2 separate regions of the Mus musculus genome follow, and region 2 is linked to region 1. Evidence: chromatin contacts called from ENCODE Hi-C or POLR2A ChIA-PET data. All regions are on one chromosome and are shown on one strand. The core of a region is the stretch at or near the end of the contact, and the rest is flanking DNA. Distances in the headings are between cores, read along the strand shown.

The links. A loop is a pair of places that touch in the nucleus more often than their neighbours do. ChIA-PET counts read pairs that join two places held with the same protein, here RNA polymerase II (POLR2A).
Region 2: POLR2A ChIA-PET joins it to region 1 with 16 read pairs in embryonic stem cell. The contact joins the promoter of Dgat2 here to the promoter of Uvrag in region 1. A Hi-C loop is called at or near these places in 2 of 37 maps with a recorded cell type or tissue (both heart). POLR2A ChIA-PET finds 5 or more read pairs at or near these places in 3 of 5 experiments (Patski and embryonic stem cell).

Annotation. Positions count from the first base shown.
Region 1 is chr7:99,139,546-99,143,753 of GRCm38, reverse strand. Uvrag (UV radiation resistance associated gene) reads left to right here and starts at 2,610. Exons shown (of 15, transcript NM_178635.3): 1 at 2,610-2,920. The coding sequence starts at 2,804.
Region 2 is chr7:99,179,633-99,184,197 of GRCm38, reverse strand. Dgat2 (diacylglycerol O-acyltransferase 2) reads left to right here and starts at 1,485. Exons shown (of 8, transcript NM_026384.3): 1 at 1,485-1,806. The coding sequence starts at 1,686.

The sequences.
Region 1 (4,208 bases), core at 1,361-3,860:
GAAAGAAGACACAGGAAGAGGGAGAATGTCAAGAGGAGTCAAAGACTGCAATTATGCAGCCAAGGATCTGAGAGATACCAGAGGCTGGAAGAACAAGGAGGGCTGACACCCTGAACTGTGGGAGAATACATTTCTGCTGTTTTCAGCTACCAAGTCTGTGGTAATTTGATAGGGCAGCCTTGGCAAACAAGCACAGTTTAGAGACAGAAATGTTTTCTGTGAAATTCCACTGGATCTTGGCATTGTATGGCTTGAACTAGGCATGATTTGGAATTTCCCAACTGCTCACTTCTCAACAGATACCTGACACTGAGGCTCCAGCCATGAGGAACTGCTCTGTGTTTCAAAATAAGAGACTGTGACGTCAAAGCAATTCATTCCTAAGGTCAGATGCAACTCATTTCCCCTGAAAGTTAATATGCTTACCATTTATTTTAAGATGGGGGCAGGGCTATGGGTATAGCTCGGTAAAGTGCATTCTGTCCAACTACCCGGATCTGAATAACAGCCCCAGTATCCTGATGAGAAAGCTGGGCATGGCAGTGCAGACCTCTAACCCCAGAGCTAGGGAGGCAGAGGCAGGAGGATCCATAGGGCTCACTGGCCAGCCATCCTGCTCTACTTTGTAAATTCCAGGCTAACAAGGGACCTCCATCTTTAAACAAAACAAAACAAAACAAAAAACAACAACAAAAAAAACCCCAAGATGGACGGTTCCTGAGGAACGATACTTGAGGCTGACTTCTGATCTCTGCACACACACACATACCTGCATGCATACCTGTGTACACAAATGTGTCCACACACACAAACATGTGCACATACTTTGTTTGTTTGTTTGTTGAGACAGGGTTTCTCTTTGTAATCCTGGCTGTCCTGGAATTCACTCTGCAGACCAGTCTGGCGTTGAACACAGAGATCTACCTGCCTCTGCCTCCAAGTGCTGGGATTAAAGGCATGTGCCATCATGCCCAGATACACATAATTCTTAAATAGTGCTAGGGATTGAACCCAAGGCCTTGTGAATATTCGGCATCTACTCAACCATTGAGCTATATATACATCTTCCCACTCAGTAAAAGATTTTAAATCCATCTATTATATGTTGGAGTCTTCATGGGCACAGATACTGGCCCACCTACCACCCCCCTCAGTGACACCAGTACTATTCAGCGCATGGACAGACAGTGGGGAGCTGACCTGCTCAGTGACAAAGCTAGAAGGTGGCAGTCAGAATCCCAAACTGCCTGCTTCCTGTTGTGTCTGCCTCTCTGAACACTGTGTTCTTTCAGCTATAACAGTCCAGGTGGTGGAGAAATTCACACTCTATGGGGACGGGGGAATCAATATTCTGCAAAATGACTCAGTGCTACTTATAGAAGCAATGGCTGTAGCTGCTATTATGGTCAAAGAAGTCTTCAGGGAAGGGAGGGCATTTGAGCTGTACCTTCATATTCATTTCTCTATTATCTGCAAGCAATGCGGATCCAGGGACGAATCAGACAAGGTCTTTTGGTTGAGGAATTCACATATGAGTGTTTGAATTCGGGGAGGCTGTGTGTGTTAAATGACTATTAAAAGACAAAGTGGAGGCTGCTGTGGTGGCACACTCCTGTAGTCCCAGCACCTGGGGAGCTGAGGTAGATTGAGCTACATGGTGAGTGGCAGGTCAGCCAAATCTCGCCCCTCCCCCCGCCCCGCCCCCGCGCAAAGCAAGTAAACAAACAAAGACAACACAATAGAATAAGCAGGTCTGTGGTAAAGGCAAGTTTCCTAATTCGGAGTTTCAGAGAAGTCTTTTGGAAGGACTCCTGCCCCAGCTGAAATACGATGGCTAAGCAAGCGTTAGTCACAAGCAGTAAAGGCTTTCTAGGCAGAGCATAAGCATCCCACCAGCAGAGGTGAGACAGTCTCTTGGCTGGCTGGCACACTTTGTGGCTAAGCTTACTAGTTATAGAAGCTAGAAGGGGCGTGGACTTGCAGGTCTGAGTGGATCACTGAAGAGCTGGTGGACTGCCCGATGGATCTTTGGTCTCAGTGATCGCGGCTCGGTGGCGGCTCCCCCTCTCAGTCATAAAGCGTGGCTTTTTTTTTTTTTTTTTGTACGTGGATGAGAACACTTCGGGAAGTCAGACCATCCATCCATCCCGACTCAGCTGGTGCCAAGCGGGTCCCCGCCCTCCACTGGAGGCTCTGTTACCATAGCAACTAGGTTAGGGCGGAAGTGGCTTAGAGGACTGACTCTCACTAATCAGGTGACTCTCCAGACTTCTGCACGTGACACGACATACCAGGCGCGCGCTCTACCTAATCAAGAAGCCGTCCCTGTTTCACTGACAACTGACAGCGCTCTAGAGCAATAGCCCACGAGGCTTCCCTAGGAGACCACACCCCTCAATAGGGAAAGGGCCAATTAGGCTGAGGCAAAGAGAAGTTACGCCCCAGGTTTAGCCCGGGTTTGACAGACGCAATTGAGGCCATCCTAGAGTCCCTCCGCCCCTAGCCATTGCGGCCGACGACGGACGGGCCCACTGGCCAATAGCACGTCCCTTGGCCGCCACCGGGTCCCGCCCTCTCAGAAACGGAACCAATGAGCACGCCAGCTCTGGGCCGGGTGGAGGGGTTGCACTGCGGTAATATGGCTCTTCCTTAGCCAGCGGCGGTGGCCAGCGCGGGCGCAGAGCTGCTGGGGCTCTCGGTGCCCGGTTTCTAGGCTGTAGGGGCTCTGCGAATCACAGCTCGGGAGGCAGCGGCCGATGCGGGAGGACTGCCCACCTGGCCGCTCGGCGGCTCAGGGGTCCAGATGAGCTCCTGCGCCTCGCTCGGGGGCCCGGTGCCCCTGCCACCCCCGGGCCCGTCCGCCGCGCTGACGTCCGGTGCCCCCGCGCGGGCCCTGCATGTGGAGCTGCCGTCTCAGCAGGTGAGCCGGCCGCGAGCCGGGGGGCGGAGAAGGTTGGCGGGGCTCGCAGGGCTGAGGAGGGCTGACAGGAGGAGGAGCCCCCTCCCCGGCCGTTCCCGCGCTCAGACCCCCGCATCCCTCCAAGAAGGCGCCGGGGAGCCCTGCCCCGCTGGCCGCCGCCGCGCTTTCCCTTTCGCTCCCCGATCGAGGAGTCGGTTTTCTGCACTTATTCTTAGCGTTTCGGGTGCTTCCTTCCGCTCCTCCTGAGGAAGGTATTTGGGACGTTGGGGTTTCCTTTCCAATCTCAGATCCTCATGGCACACTCCACTCCCTCGGGTGAGTGTCTGGAAGGAGGATTTGAAGTAAATATTCATAGCTTGTATCTCACGTGTGTGTGTGTGTGTGTGTGTGTGTGTGTGTGTGTGTGTGTGTGTGTAATAAGGACAAGAGAACACTGACTTTGGGAATCTGACAAAATTCTTGGCAACACCCGCCTATCAGTACATCTTCCACTGGCCTCCCTCAGTCCCTCGGGGAGACTCTGCAGGAACCTTAGCATTGAAGAGGACCTGGAGAAACTGTCAGTCATGGAGAGGTTACCGAGCTGGGTCTGTGCAAAGTGAGCATTGAATCGTCACAACTCCATGAGATAGCTGGTTTTATTGTCCCGGTTTCTCAGTTCTAGGAACAAGCTTGCTCACTGCCTCTCTGTTAGTGTTTCTGGTGGGGATGGATTTCCAAATACAGAGTCTGACTCCAGCTTGTGCTCAGCAGCAATAGTTTGCTTTAGACTTGAGAGCAGCTGCTCCACCACGGTCCACAGGACGAGCTCCCTCAGACCCTTTCTGTAACTTTCCATCCTTGCAAGAGACAGGAAGGAGCCACTTAGGAGCGCAGAGGCTATGGGAGAGAGGGCCAGGCATAGAGTGCATCGGAATGTAAAGGAAAGAGCAATGTTGCACCCCACCCCCCCAACCCGGTGCCGGATGAGGTGCCGGATGAGTAGGGAAGCAACGTTAACTGCAGAAGCAAGGCTCTGTAGTAGGAGAGAATTTAGCAAATCAGAAGGCATGTGCCCAGGTTTTGTAGTGCCATTGGAGAGGGAGTTTGGAGAATATTAGGAGTTGGAAAGGAATGAGGCTTGTATTGCGTTTCCAGGTCGTGGGAGAGGATGAGAGGGTGGCTGGGAGAGTAGTCTGTGGATTGGGCATTAATGTGAATTTTTGCCTGTGTGGGAGGTGGAGTGTGAGGGCCTGCTGGGAGAAGCAATAGTGAGCACTGTTAGGAGCCGCCTGGAGAAATTGGGCAT
Region 2 (4,565 bases), core at 236-2,735, 42 kb before region 1:
AGAACCCAGTCCCACCCCAAAGTCTTAAGAGAGACACTGGAGGATTTTCTAATCCCATGTCACTGCAGTCTCCATCTCCCACGTTGCCAGGACTACAGTCTCTATGGTCCTGCCCCAATCCAGACATGCTGACTGATGCTGCCCTTCGGCTTGTGCTCACACCCTCATTCTGCGGAACTCCTCTTCCTCTGTGGGCAATGGGAATGAGTCCCAGTGCCTGTAGTGAGCTTAGTCCATATACCTCAGTTCCTCAATTCTCAAAGCCTCTCACAATACAATCACGGGTGTTCCCGTTTTTACAGATGTGAAAGAAAACTGAAGCTGCAAACTGCGAGTGGTGGCACATGCCTTTCACTCAGCACTAGAGTCAGACAAAGGTGCATCTCTATAAATTCAGGCCAGCCTAGTCTACATAGTGCCAGGACAGCCAGGGCTACAAGGAGAAACCCAATTTCTAAAAAGAGAAAAGAAAAGAAAAACCAAAACATCAACATTCACACAACCCTCAACCCCACACCCTGCCCCCCTCCGGCAAACCAAGCCAAACAAAAGACACCCTGAAGTTGAGGAAAAGAGAGGAAGAGAGGTCTGGAACTGGGCTTGAAGTCCATCACTCACTATGCTTGTAGTATTGCCTTTGTCTTTGGTGTTTGGAGACAGGGTCACTATGTAGCCTGGGCTGGCTTCAAACTCTTGCATACATACAGGAGAGGGAGGGAGAGAGAGAGAAGAGGCGAGAGAGAGAGAGAGAGAGAGAGAGAGAGAGAGAGAGAGAGAGAGAGAGGAGAGAGAGAGAGGAGAGAGGGGAGAGAAGGGGGAGAGAGGAGAGAGAAGAGGCGAGAGAGAGAGAGAGAGAGAGAGAGAGAGAGAGAGAGAGAGAGAGAGAGAGAGAGAGAGAGGAGAGAGAGAGCGAGCTGCTAGGATTGTAGGATTACAGGTAGTAGACTCCATCGCTCTAGGTTCCTTCCTGATAAGACTCAATCACTCCTATTTTTTTGCTGGTAAAAGGAAAGGCTGCGGCACTTGGGTAACTGTCAGGTCCAGCTGTAACCTAACGAATTCCAACACTACTCACTGCAGGCTAGGCCTGCCCAAGGAAAGCACAGCCAAAAGGGACACAGGCACCCGCACGGTCCGGATCGTCCCGCACGTGCTCAAACTCCCTGCCCACGTTCCAGCTGCTGGACCGTACTAACGTCTGAGAGAGAGGCTTGGGAGAATGACAAGGCGGTCGCTGGGGCAACCAGGAGTAGTTTCATACACCGGGACTCCGGCTCCCTTGCCCGTATTCTATAGACTCTGAACCGTACAGTTCAGGCCATGCTGCCTTCCTGGGCTCTGTGCATAGTTTATCGCCGGGAGTCTCACCCCCTACAAGAACATGGCACAGTCCGGGGCGGACCCTTTTGCCCCGCCCTATAGCGTCACGACCCGCCCCGTTGTGAGGTTATAAAGTGCGCGCGCAGCGGCGCTCGGCGCCGTGGCCGCGCTTCGCTGGCTTTCTGCTCATCTAGGGTGGCAGCGGCTACCTACCTCAGCTCTCGCCCTGCTGCCGCCACGGCCTGGGCGCTGTCCCTCAGCTCCCGGAGCTCAGCGCGAAGCCCTGGCCCCGGCGGCCGGGGCATGGGTCAGGGGCGCGGCGTGAGGCGGCTTTCTGCACGGCCGTGACGTGCATTGGCTTCAGCATGAAGACCCTCATCGCCGCCTACTCCGGGGTCCTGCGGGGTGAGCGTCGGGCGGAAGCTGCCCGCAGCGAAAACAAGAATAAAGGATCTGCCCTGTCACGCGAGGGGTCTGGGCGATGGGGTGAGTGTCAGTCATCCCTAGGGCTTTCATCCTGAGGGCACCCACAGCAAGACGACTTTCAGGAAGGGACTTTGGCCAAAGCGTGCTGCCCTGTGCTGGACGGACGGCTAGCTAGTTCAGGTCGGAGTCCCAGACAATTATTTCCAGTTTTTAAAAGGTCTCGCCTTGTAGCCTAGGCTGGCTTCCAACTCTTAATCCTCCTTCCTTGGCATCCCAGGTGCTGTGATTGCAGGTGTGCCACTACAACTAGCTTCTCTTTAGGGGAACTTGACTCTTCTGCATCCTGTCATTTGGTTAAGGATGAGGCAAGATTCATGCTTAGCTCGGCTGGTTACCCAGTTTGAGCCAGGCAACCTGGTATCCTAGGCTAGCCTGGCTTCATTCTCCATCCTGGTACTCACTAATGTTGCAACACGTGTTACATCACTTGCCATCCCCCCAGCTGCTGAGGGCGACACCACCCACTCAGCTCAGTTAGTAGTGATATTTCACTCTCCAGCCCCCAGTACTGATCTACCTCACAAGGTGGAGCAGGATTTGGCTGGGAGGAACTGGATGGGGCAGGGTGGTAAGTAGGGTTTTGTAATCCCCTGAAACAGTCACTGGATGGAGAACATGCCTGCCTGGAACCAGGTGTGCCCCAACTGCCCTCTGCCCCAGCTTTTGTGGGCCAACCCAGACTGTGAAGCCCTCACAGCGCAACCCTGAGTCTGACATACTTAGAAGAGGGGTGGGAAACCCTTGGATTTTTTTCGTTTGTTTAGTCTGTGTAACAGCTCTGTTTGTCCTGGTATTCTATAGACCAGGCTGGCCTTGAACTCACAGAGATCTGCCTAAGTTGATTATCCTTCTAGAAGTTGTGTCTGCCTTCAAGATAGAACCGAGGCCTTCAGTGAATGGGGAAGGGGGGCATACAGTTCAAATCACACCTCAGCCTTTTCCATACAAGGCAAAGCACCCCACGTTGCTTAGCTGAAGCTGCAGAAACTGAAGGAGGAGGAACGAGCTACCCCAGTTTTCCTTAGAAAGGGCAGCGGTGATGCACACCTTCAATCCTAGGACTTGGGAGGCAGAAGCAGGCAGATCTCTTGAGAGTGAGTCCAGCCTGGCTTACAGGATGAGTTAGTTCCAGGACATATTAGTTGTGGTAATCTTGAAAGTTTAGGCAATCAGGAACAAAATAAGATTGCTGGTAAACCAACTATCTAGTGGTTACATCTCTTAGTACATGTTGTATAAAGTCAAGAATATGAGATAGAGATACACGCACACGCACACACACACACGCGCACACAGTTCTAAATTCAGTCTTCTCTTAATGGTACGGCATGAATATTTCTTACCATTTGTATGTCTGCCATTCTCACATGCTGGTGGCTGCAAGCTAACCCATGCTGGGGCTCCATCAGAGTGTTTCCACCTGGCATTGGCACCAGTCCTAGCTGACTGTTGCTATGGTTATCTGCCCCTGGAGAAGTGTTTCCATCCTAGGGGGCAAGCCCCTGGAGCTGCCCCACATACAGCCTACAGCTTCCACTGGCCTCTTCTCAGTGCTTCTCTCTTCCTTGGGCCTTTTGATTCCCTTAACAGGGAAGGACGCGATCTGCCCATGTCAATGCTTTTAAATATTCTCAGTCTCTGGGTAATGGCCCCTGCCTGCGGTCTGCTATGGCCCCTCCTGGAGCTATTCTTCCTGGGCTCTCCTCTGTCTTCCAAGAGCAGGATGCCTGTTAAATTCTTTTTTTTTTTTTTTTGACAGTTTTGTTTTTGTTTTTTAACTCAGAATTTGTCCTCCAGCTCTTGAGCAGTTCTTTACTGTCATAGCAAGAGAATTTCTCCATGTTGATGTTCAATGTAGAAAATACAATGGGGAAAAAAGTGGGTGTGATTACCTCATAGACTGCAACCAGGACTAATATGAAATGCAGACTAGTCAGTTTAACTCTCTGGAATCTACTTTGGTGAAAGACTAGGTGGGGTAGGGGAGGGTGCTCTAGCAAAGTCTCTGTTATCTTGCCATCTCCAGGAGGCCTCCTTGTTCCTCCTTGGTCCTATGGACACTCCCTAGTGGCCTAGTTTGTCTCCTCAGAGCAGTTCCCACCAACCACCCTGGTAGTGGCAGTGTTCAAGGAAGGAGGCAAGAGTATGGACTCTGTGAAGGGAAGTTCCATAATGGGTGAGAGATTGCACTGATAACTTGTTTTATTGTCGAAACCTGGATGGTGTGCATTTGTTGGGAGAGAGGGAGTCTGTTTTTTATTTGTGTGTGTGTGTGTGTGTGTGTGTGTGTGTGTGTGTGTGTGTGTAGTTCCTCAAGACAGGTTGTTTTGTTTGTTTTTTATGGCTGGCTGTCCTGTCACTTACTCTGTAGACCAGGTTGGCCTTACAGAACTACCTACCTGCCTCCTGAGTGCTGGGATTAAAGGCATATGCCACCCCTCCTGGTTCACATTGGCATTTCTGATCTCTGAATGTCTGGCTTAGACGGTGGCTTAGAAGCTAATAGGCACCCGCAGGGCCATCCCTGCCTTTGCTCCTGGATGGGGGGCTTCTCATGGTGGAGCCTTGGCTGCTTGTGACTATTCTTAGTTTAGTCCACGACCCAGCGTGAGGTAGTGGCAGTACAGCTCTGAGCTGGGACATTGTGTGGCTCTGAAGCCTAGGACAGGGGTGGAGTCATAGTTGGGATTTTAATAAAAGAATCCCAACAGCTGTTTATGATGACCGCATAGCTTGGATGGTAGAGATGGAGAACCCCT